Regions from separate parts of the Homo sapiens genome. Here region 2 is linked to region 1. The links are chromatin contacts, found by Hi-C or POLR2A ChIA-PET in ENCODE. All regions are on one chromosome and are shown on one strand. Each heading gives the region's core, a stretch centred on a gene start or an enhancer-like site at or near the end of the contact. The rest is flanking DNA. Distances are from core to core; before and after follow the strand shown.

Region 1 (5,403 bases), core at 2,689-5,188:
TGGTCACCTCTCTTTGTTCTGTAAAGAAGGGAGGAGTCAATCTACCAAGAATGAGAGGGGGTGCCGGGTGGATTGGAGGTTTAAGAGGAGTGGAGAAGTTTTGGAATAGCTGTTGAAAATGGGAGACAGCTAACTAGGGAAACAGTAAGACAGCCAGTCAGTGTTAAGGGTTTAATTGAGATTGATGACAACGAATGTATAAACTTGATCATCTGTGTGGTTTTGCTCATGTTCTCCTGTGGAGCTCAGTAGCCCATGCACAGAGTATATTGTACGTACTATCCGCTCATCACTCTTATTTACTCATTCGCTTGTTCATTAATTTAACTACTTTGTGCCAGGTACTATTCTAGGCACTGTTTCATTTGATGATTAATATTTTATCTTCTTTTTCTTTGATACAGGGTCTCACTCTGTCACCCAGGCTGGAATGCAGTGGCACAATCACTGCTTACTGCAGTCTCAACCTCCTGGGCTCAAGAGATCCTCCACCTCAGCCTGCCAAGTAGCTGGTACTACAGGCACATGCCACCACACCTGGCTAATTTTTGATTTTTTGTAGAGATGGGGGCTCACTGTTGCCCAGGCTGGTCTCCAACTCCTGGCCTCAAACAATCCTCCTGCCTCGGCCTCCCAAAGCACTGGGATTACAGGCATGAGCCCTCATGCCCAACTTTTTTTAAAAATCATATTTCTACAAGCAGACCACAATATATTAATACTGAAAGAATTACAGTGAAACCACCAGATTATTGAGTTTTACAGAGACAAGAATTTACAGGTATGATAAAGTACAGAAAGCAAATAATAGGACATTAAAAGAAAAATGCTCTTTAAAGTTGTATATTTTGAATCTTGTCTCCCTAATCACACTGTGAGATCTTAACTATGAGTTTGTTGCAGCCAATGTATGTTTATCCTAAAAAAAAAAGCCTAACTTGTAGATAATGACAATTTGTGGAGCTGTTTTACAAAAATTCCATTTTGTATAATAAAGTATGCAATTTTGCAAAATTAATGTAATTGTATTGTTACACTCTACACCATGTAGGGTTAGACCCTAAAACTGTAACCTAAGCAGAGAATGATTTTTTTGGAAATGCATTAGGTACTCTGCAGAATTAAGGGACAGACCTAAGACCTGGTCCATAAAGGACAGGAACAGGAGCAGATTCACGAGGCTATGTATCAGGCCATCAAACATCTGGCCAGGCCACTAAAATGAATTTGTGTCAACCATTCTCTTTAAGTCTGAGGGTTTCAGAGTTCCAGGAGAGACTTACAGTCTCAGTGTGGATAGCAGGGAGCATGGTCCCATGTCTGACAGTCCCATCTAACTATAGCCAATTGGGAAGAGCATATTTCACAATGTAAATTGGGGTATAATCAAAACAGCAAAATGATCAGTAAAAATAGCACCTTCTTGATGCCCTTAGTGACAACTAATGTCTCCTCTCTTATAAATGCAGAGCTCCTTATTTGTTGTAGCTCTTCATCTGCCTAACACACTCTAACTGAACTGATGATGTTTATGTACCTTTCCATTTCCTCCAGTAGCTTATAAGCTTTGGAAGGCAGTGGCTGAAGCAGCTTCATAATCTGGGGAGCAGTGTCCTAAAGATCTCCCAATGTGGCTATTTCAAAATTTGTTTAGAATATTCTGAGGCATGAACTTATGGAAAAGCAAATGCCCTTTTCTCTATTCCACTATAGACAAAGAAATTTTTAATAGTTTTTACCTTTCTAATTTGAAAAACACAAGATGACTATAGGAAGACATAAATACTCAGTTGCTTTCCTATCTTTTCTAAATCTGCCAAATGCCCACAACATCTCTCACTTTAGTAGAAAATCTATTAAGTTAAAATTTCAAAGGATATACAGTTGTCCCTTGGTATCCACAGGGGATTGGTCCTAAGACTCCTGAGGATACAAAAATCTGTGGATGTTCAAGTCCCTTACATAAAATGGTGTAGTACAGAAAGTCCCCAACTTTTGATTGTTCAACTTGCAATTTTTTGACTTTAGGATGGTGATACACGCATTCAATATGCTCTTTATGACAGGACTACATCTGGATAAACCCATCGTAAACAGAAAATATCGAAAGGTAAATCCATCATAAGACAAGGAGCATCATGTTTGCATATAACCTATGCACATCCTTCCCTATACTTGAAGTCATTTCTAGACTACTTGTAATACCTAATGTAAATGACATGTAAATAGTTGTTATACTACATTTTAAATTTTTTTGTATTATTCTTATTGTTATTTTTGTATTTCTGAATACCTTTGATCTGTGGTTGATCGAATACATAGATGTGGAACCTGAGATATGGAGACTGACTGTAATACTGGTCCAATTTTCTTTAGAGCTGATTTTAGCTAAGTCTCTTCGATAGTTCATCTAACTTCCTAGCTGGTATAACTTTTGAATCAGGCTAAAAATAAAACACAATCCACTGGAAAATAACTCTTCTAATAACTGGCTAAGAAGAAATTGCTCTCAGACTCTTCCAACTTGTATCTGGGAAGATTTTTTTTTTTTTTTTTTAATGGAGTTTTGCTCTTGCTGCCCAGGCTGGAGTGCAATGGCGCGATCTCGGCTCACTGCAATCTCCGCCTCCTGGGTTCAAACAATTCTCCTGCCTCAGCTTCCTGAGTAGCTGGGATTACAGGCGCCCACCACCATGCCCGGCTAATTTTTTGTATCTTCAGTAGGGACAGGGTTTCACTATTTGGCCAGGCTGGTCTTGAACTCCTGGCCTCAAGTGATCCGCCTGCCTCGGCCTTCCTAAGTGCTGGGATTAGAAGTGTGAGCCACCATTCTGGGAAGACAATTCTAAAAAGCCATAATTATAGAAAATATGTTACTAAATCAGTTAGTTCTTTTATGAACATAAAATACACTGCAATGGATTATAATCCACAGTAAGACCAAGAATAAGGCTTGTTAAAATACTGTGAAAAGGAGTATCCATAGAATGGAATATTATTCAGTCATAAAGTGCATGAAATACTGATACATGCTAGAACATGGATGAACCTTGAAAACATTATGTTAAGTGAAAGAAGCCAGACACAAAAGGCCACATATTATATAATTCCACTTATATGAAATATCCAGAATAGGCAAATCTACAGAAAGTAGATTAGTGGTTGCTAGAAGAAGGGAAAATGAAGAGTGATTGCTAATAATTACAGGTTTCTTTTGGGTATGATAAAAATGTTCTGTAATCAGATAGTGGTAATGGTTGCACAATTTTGTGAACATCCTAAAGCCACTGAATTGTACATTTTGAAAGGGTAAATTTTATGTGAATTTTATCTCAATAAAAAATAAATTTTAAAAAGAAAGGGAGGAGGCTTAATGAGAGGTTTGGCATGAAAATAAATTGTTTTAAGGGCCCAAGAAAGGCATGGAATTTAGTATTTATCCCTTGGTAAAAACAAAGAGTAGATGAAACAAGCATAGAAAAGAATACCCAATAATTATATTCTTGAAAGCCTAAACATAAAAAAAAGGTTTTAATTACATTGCTCATACCAAGAGATAAATAATTTTTGCCTTTTTGAAAAGTACATGGGGACTTGCTCATTTTTCCCCCCAAATACTAAAAAAAAAAAAAAATGCCTGTAGCTTTTCTTAAGCTCTTCTTTTAGTCTATGAATTGTGCCAAGTCTCAGCTGCAAATCAAGCCATTTTATTATGGTGCAGCACTTAAACTCACTTGAGCTTTGTAAGAATTTTTTATTTATTTGGAATGAAAGAATATGGTTTTCAGACCATGCCAGGAAATCATATCCTAACCATCTATACTTGCTCCAATGAAACTCAGACTTCCCTGGATTTTCTTTTCCTCATTCTCTGAATTTTAATCTGTGTGCTTTTAGTCTTCGAGTTAACTGAGAAGCCTTTTCGTTCTGTGAACTAAGCACATTCCTTCAAAACCACAGGCATCCACTTCTCATTGGACTTATGACAATCACAACATTGGCACACAGGTAAAAAATAACTTGATTTGCTTTTCCCATCACACCTCTGGTTACCTCAGGGGACCCCACTTCAATGGAAAAAGAGTAAGGATAATTTCTGTCAAAGTATTCCTCAGTATTCTATAATGATTTCACCTTTCCTCTGCACACTTCCACAGCTGTAGCCATTGAATCATGTTAGATTTCTGCCTTCCAGAAGAAGGCAGAGTTTCAAGGAAAAGCAATTCTAGTAGACACCAGACCAGAGGAACTTCCCTTCTTCAGAATAACTCCCTCAGGAGATTCCTTTCTGCAGCCTAATGAGCTTATGGATTAAACTATTTTAGAGGATGGAACAGCCTAAGAGCATTCTAAATTCTGAGACTAGAACTTTATCCTTTGTTCAACACACAATATGGGTCACTCTAAGTACCTACTATTAACAAAACTGAATCTGTACCATGTAAAAAAGCCAGAAAAGATTTCAAAATGTGCTTTGTTATCAATATAATGCCATGCATAAGTGGGTAGTTTATAGCTTAGTGTAACAGAGCAGAGTAAAAAAAATTTTAAAAGTTAAAAGGCCTCATATGGTTGGTGAGATAAGGCACAAATCTTTTTTGTGTTATTTCCCTTTTTGGCTGCTGGGCAGACTCTTCTGCAACAGAGGATATGATAACTGCAAGAGAAGAAAATGAAAAGTGTAGTCTTTGCAACTAAAAAATGTCAACTTAGGCTCAAGCACAATAAAAAAACACAGTCTCTCACTCTGGTGGTCATATAATTGGTAATATTTCTAATGATAACAAACATAATTTACATTATAATTATAAAAAGTTCATCTTATTCAAAAGTTGCTTGGGTTTAGAATGGCAACAACTCAAGTAAAAGCCCAGTTTTAGAGCACATTAACATAGATATTTGTATTATTGATACTGCCTTTTAACCCACTAAGGATATGAAATTACTTTTTCTATATTCGCCCATTATGGTATGTCAAAACTTTTGGACTCATGGCTGTTGTGCATACTTAAGTTATAGATGGAGTTCCTGGGTAGAGAGGAGCTGTAAAAATCTAGAACAAAGAGCCATTACTACTCTGTGATCAAATCATTAAATACACATTTTAGTGCCATATAGTATTTTTTCTCATCTTTATATAATTTTTTGAAAGCTGAAAAATAATGGGCTTATTCTGCTTTTATAATTCAAACATTACTTTCAAAATGTATAAAGCTTACTGAACTAACCACGTTAATGGTGGAGTTAGGTTCATTTGTTCTAAGAAAAGTATTTGAGTTTGAATATAACAGTCATGATGGTTTTAAAAGTGAACATATTTAAGTTAGAGGCAATGTAGTATCATAACATTTCCACCAAAATATTTTCTACTGTTGGTGGAAGAAAGATGTGAGAGTAATCTAT
Region 2 (5,628 bases), core at 437-2,936, 230 kb before region 1:
ACAAAGACGTCCAATGGCGGAACTACAGCTCTCCTGCACTCCACTGGTCAGGCAAGGAGAAGCTCAAGGAACCAAGCTGTATGAAAAGGAGCAGCAAGTACTGATGAGATGGGGCCAAAGGGGAAAATCCCCTGGAGGCTGATGTCAATGATCAGCCGCTAAACCTCCCAGGCTACTTTTAAACTTGCATAACTTAACTTTCCAGGCTTCTTCCACAGTGCTTTGATTTCAATATTTCCCTGTGTGGCCTTTCCTGGAGCAGGGAGAGAAGGAGAGCTGGGTGCTAACTGTGATACTCAGCAATGGTGTAGCCTTGGAAAACCTCCCCATTTCTTTGGGCCTCAGTTTCCTTCTCAGTAAATGAGAGCAATTGAGTCAGGCTGTTGCTAAGTTCCTCTTTAGTGCTATCATGCTCTGGTTTTGGAGTTGTCATAAGTAGCCTGGGGCCAGGCGCAGTGGCTCATGCCTGTAATCCTAGCACTTTGGGAGGTTGAGGCAGGAGGATCACTTGAGCCCAGGAGTTCGAGGCTGCAGTGAGCTATGACTGCACCAGTGTACTACAGCCTGAGCAACAGAACAAGATCCTGTCTCTAAAAGGAAGAAGAAGAAGGAGGAGGAGGAGGAGGAGAGAAAAGTAGCCTGGGTCTACAGAGCTTAGCTCCTTTGCAGAGCTTTTAAAAATCCCAGTGTCCATTCCCGCCCCACTTCCAGGTATATTAATTTAATTAAGTGAGTTTGGAGGCCAGGCATCAGACATCAGTCCTTTTTATTTTTAACTCACCAGGTGATTCTAATAAGGAAGCAGGTTGGAGAACTGTTCTGGAGTGTTTTCAAACTCGAGTCCTGGGGGGTTTGCTAAACACAGAGTGCCAGCTCCCACCCCAGAGTTGCTGATTCAGTAGGCTTGGGGGTCGAGTATTGCTTCTTTTTTTTTCTTTCTTTTCTTTTCTTTCTTTTCCTTTCTTTTTCTTTTTCTTTAGCTGTCTTTCTCTTTCTTTCCCTCCCTCCTCTTCTTTCCTTCCTTCCTTCTTTTCCCTCCCTCTTTCTTTCTTTCCTTCTTTCTTTCTTTCCTTCCTTCCTTTCCTTCTTTCTTTTCTTTCTTTCTCTCTTCCTCTCTCTCTTTCTTTCTCTCTCTCTCTCTTTCTTTCTTTCTTTTCTTTCTTTCTTTCTTCCTCTTTCTTTTTTGACAGTTTCTCTTTTGTTGCCCAAGCTGGAATGCAATGGTGCTATCTCCATTCACTGCAACCTCCGCCTCATGAGTTCAAGTGATTCTCCTGCCTCAGCCTCCCGAGTAGCGGGATTACAGGTGCACACCACCACGCCCGGCTAATTTTTTGTATTTTTAGTAGAAACAGGGTTTCACCGTGTTAGCCAGCTGGTCTTGAACTCCTGACCTCAGGTGATCCACTTGCCTTGGCCTCCCAAAGTGTTGGGATTACAGGTGTGAGCCACTGCACCCAGCCTCCTTCTTTTTGTAGAGATGGGGCCTTGCTGTGTTGCCCAGGCTGGTCTCCTATCTTGGCCTCAAGCTATCCTCCTACACTGGCCTCCTAAATGCTGGGATTACAGACCTACCCCACCATGCCCTGCTGGACGTTTCTATTAAGTTCCTTAATGATGCTAATGCTGCCAGCCCAGATTCCACACTTTGAGAACTGCAGAAGTGTTTACACTCTCTTAAATAGTACCTACGGTCACATGAATTATTTTTTCCCAGCCTTGGAGAGCCTGAAGATTTCATCGCATTCTTAAAGATCCATGACCCCAGAAAAATTAAGAGCCAGATTAGAGTCTAATTATGCATTGAAAGCTTTTTCTAGGCAGGGTTTCACAGGAGATGATTTTGCAACTGGTTCAGTCTTGGAGTAGTCCCAAGGGTGTATATTTGTGTTTGCTTAAGCACCTGGGCATTGCAGGCTATATGATGCCAACACCCTTACCAGTCCACACTCAGTTTCCTACCAAGAAATTGCAATACTAGGAGCATCAGCTTGGTAAAGAGAGTAAACATGACAACTTTTCCCAGCATCAAATGTGAATATTGTGGAGAGGTAGAAAAACAGGGAGAGGGGAAGAAAGAGAATTCCCGTGATGCTATTGAAGCAGAAATAAAACCTCTGCAGATAATCCTGCTGCCTATTGATGTTGGGGCCACAAACTTGGGAAAATGAATGTTGTGCCATCATAATCACCCTAAGGATCAGTTACATAACATTTAATCATAAATTATACTCATCCAAAATGTGGCATGGGAAGTTCATATGTAAACTTTAATGTATTTTTTTATTCTTTAAAAATTTCCATTTTTGTGAATGTTTTATAATGTACACAATACACTAGAACAGTCATTTTGTATTTAATTTATAACATTAAAAAATAAACAAGCAAACATACATACATCGGGGCTCCATGATGAAAAAAAAAATTGGAGATTACTCCTTAGGTGTCAAACTTGACTGCACCAGAATCACATGGAAGCTCACCGAACAAATGCAGAGTCTCAGACCTCAGTCTCTTTCAGGTTCAGGAGGTCTGAGAAATTCACAGTTACACCAACAACTTGGGAAATTCTAAGGCAGGTGAGCCATTGACTCTACTGTGAACCCTGCTCTGAAAATGACTTTAGTTTTTTTTGTTTTTTTTTCTCTTTGTACTTAATAACTTTATTCTGACTCAAAAGCCATAGAACTCCTCACCAAAGGACACATAGGTCAGTGCAAAGAAGGAAACAAACACGTCTGTATTCTGCATGTCTTTCTCCTTCCCCCTTCAGCAATGCCCCATCCTATTCCCAGCCCTGGTCGGCTGCACCCCCTGAGCCAGGCTCTGGTCACTCACTACACCATGACAAAGCCACCTGCCGCCTGCTAATGGTGACTCGGCTCAGCCATTAGAGGGCAGCAGATAACAGGTCACTAAGCAGATAATTTCTCCGCGAGCAGGTTTGCCCATCTTTCTAAATAATCCAATTTTTCTTGAATATTTTCTCATCAAGGAACATTTTCCAAAAACCTCATAAATGCAAGTCATGGAAGTGACAGCAAACAAGCCCAAGATTGCACTGTCCAAAGGAAAGGTTTCCGTGTTAGGCATGGCTCAAGGTGCTAGGTACAAAGCAAACAAAATCCCTGCTCTCATGCAGCTGACAAGTTAATGGGGGACAATCGAAAAGTAAGTTATCTCTCACTGTTAGATGGTGGTAAACGCTGCGGAGAAAGACATGGCCTGGGCCAAGAGAAGGAAAAGCTCAAAGAAGGGAATGAATATTTATTGACCATCTATGAACGACTGGTTTTCACATAAGTCACTTCTCTTCATCTTCACCACTCTCTCATTGTACCCCTCCCTTTTTTATTATGCCAATTTTACATGTAAAGAAACTGAAGTTCCCACCGGGCACGGTGGCTCACACCTGTAATCCCATCACTTTGGGAGACCGAGGCGGGCGGATCACCTGAGGTCGGGAGTTCGAGACCAGCCTGACCAACATGGTGAAACCCTGTCTCTACTAAAAATATAAAATTAGCTGGGCCTGGTGGTACATGCCTGTAATCCCAGCTACTCCAGAGGCTGAGGCAGGAGAATCACTTGAACCCAGGAGGCGGAGGTTGCGGTGAGAGAAGATCATGGCCATTGCACTCCAGCCTGGGCAACAAGAACAAAACTCCATCTCAAAAAAAAAAAAAAAAAAGAAAGAAAGAAACTTAAGTTCTGAGACTTTAAGAAACTTGGCTAAGGCCACGGCATTAATGAATACCTGCACAGTACTGAACTTCTTAACTTGTTGTCATAATGAAGCCCAGCGCGAATTGTAAAGGAGACTGCCCACACATGCATTTTACTAGTGCTCACACACCTCACCTTCTCCAGGACTCAATATGCTACGTGGAATGTGCCGGGCCTCCTCTTCCCCAATTAATGTTTCACCCTTATTTTGGTACTCTGAAACTCTTATTTTGCTCTATGCTAATCCCATAAATTGGTTCTCATTCTAGAGTGCAGACAGTAATGACTGTTAACTTCTGCTAAGCCCACAAATTAGTTTTCTCCATTTGTAGCCCAATTGATCACATTATCATTCCCCAGGGAAGATATTTGGTGGAGGTGGGGGGCTTTTTCTGGAAAGAGTACTCTAATCCTAATGGTAGAAGTGTCAGCTTTTCTGATTGGGTAGTGAGAAATATGCTTTGTAATTTGGCTTGCTGAAGTTATGCCATTTATAAAGGTTAGAGTCAGAGTTAAAATATCAGTTTCTCAACCTCCTGTCTGTTATAGCTATCAGACTCAGAAGTGCTTTAAGAAAAGGAGTGTGGGCCGGGTGCAGGGGCTCACGCTTATAATCCCAGAACTTTGGGAGTCCAAGGCGGGCGGATCACGAGGTCAGGAGTTTGAGACCAGCCTGGCCAACACAGTGAAACGCCATCTCTACTAAAAATACAAGAATTAGCTGGACGTGGTGGCAGGTGCCTGTAATCCCAGCTACTTGGGAGGCTGAGGAAGGAGAATCACTTGAACCCAGGAGGCAGAGGTTGCAGTGAGCTGAGCTGAGCTAATGCCACTGCACTCCAGCCTGGGCCGTAGAGCTAGACTCCATCTCCAAAAAAAAAAAAAAAAAAAATAGAAAAAAAAGAGTGTGTGTTTGTGTACATGAACAAATGTAGAACATTCGTTCAAACACTAAGGAAGAAGATAGAATGGGAGAGTTTTAGACCATAGCAAAGGGAGGCTTTTATAGGTAAAGAGAATAAAGAATGAGACCTAAAAAGCTTAAGCAGATCTCAGGAGATTACAATTGTATCTATTATTTCTGATAGTGCTGGCATTAGTGCCTGACTTCCAAGACTGAGGTTACTGAGGGTTTCGTTTGTTTGTCTACTCATCTTCAGATCTCATTTCTGAGAAAGCTGAGAAAAGAGATGGAATCGAAAGACTTAGAATTATAAAGATGTCAATTCTGCCTACCTGACTCTTAAAGTGTAATCCTATTCCAATAAAAATACACACACATATAGGAAGTAATGACGCCTAGCTCCAGAACACAGTAGGTTGTCAGCATATATTGTTTCCCTTCCATTTCTCCTCCTGTGCCTTTGTTTACCAGTTTTCCATTCCCAGAAGTCTCTGCCTTGGCTTCCCTGATGTTACCTCACCACCAAGCCCCAAATGATCTTTCTCTCCTAATCTTTATTAGCATTAACTTTGTGCTAAATACACAGTAGTATATAAGCTTTGTGGAGGCAGAGGCCATGGTTTCAATTCCTTCCTATGCTCATAGTACCAAATAGATCCTTGTACAAGGAGAGGGCCGCCAACTCCTCTCCATTTTGGTTCATCTTCACTTTTTCACTTGTTTTCTTTAAGTCACTCTACTATTAAAAATCTTCCTGTGGCTTCTATTGTATAGGATAAACTCCAACTCTGACTCAAAGCATACAAACTTTTTCACGGATTACTCTCCATCAACCTTGTTCGGTCTCAGCTCCCACCTTATTGCCCTCACACTCTCGCTCTCCAGGGCCATAGACCTTCTTGTCACTCCTCTTTTAAAATTCTGTGCTTTCGGGTAGGCTGTCTCCTTTACCTGAAATGCCTGGGAAACTCCTTGGTGAATAAGGCTCAGACATCGGG

The links. Hi-C counts contacts between places; a loop is a spot of excess contacts on that map. ChIA-PET counts read pairs that join two places held with the same protein, here RNA polymerase II (POLR2A). Pooled maps may share reads with other maps.
Region 2: a map of Calu3 shows a loop between it and region 1 (3-fold over the local background). The contact joins two enhancer-like sites. A Hi-C loop is called at or near these places in 5 of 168 maps with a recorded cell type or tissue (Calu3, adrenal gland, heart right ventricle and 2 more) and 1 of 50 pooled maps. POLR2A ChIA-PET finds 5 or more read pairs at or near these places in 2 of 52 experiments (A549 and H1).

Annotation. Positions count from the first base shown.
Region 1 is chr3:149,732,418-149,737,820 of GRCh38, forward strand. No RefSeq gene overlaps it. Among named protein-coding and RNA genes, the nearest start is that of COMMD2, 17 kb to the right of the region's middle. Within about 2 kb of position 3,939, at least 3 of the 41 ENCODE cell types and tissues checked have a DNase peak (open chromatin) inside an H3K27ac peak, as active enhancers do.
Region 2 is chr3:149,509,590-149,515,217 of GRCh38, forward strand. No RefSeq gene overlaps it. Among named protein-coding and RNA genes, the nearest start is that of TM4SF4, 38 kb to the left of the region's middle. RefSeq lists a silencer at 2,878-2,977. Within about 2 kb of position 1,687, at least 3 of the 41 ENCODE cell types and tissues checked have a DNase peak (open chromatin) inside an H3K27ac peak, as active enhancers do.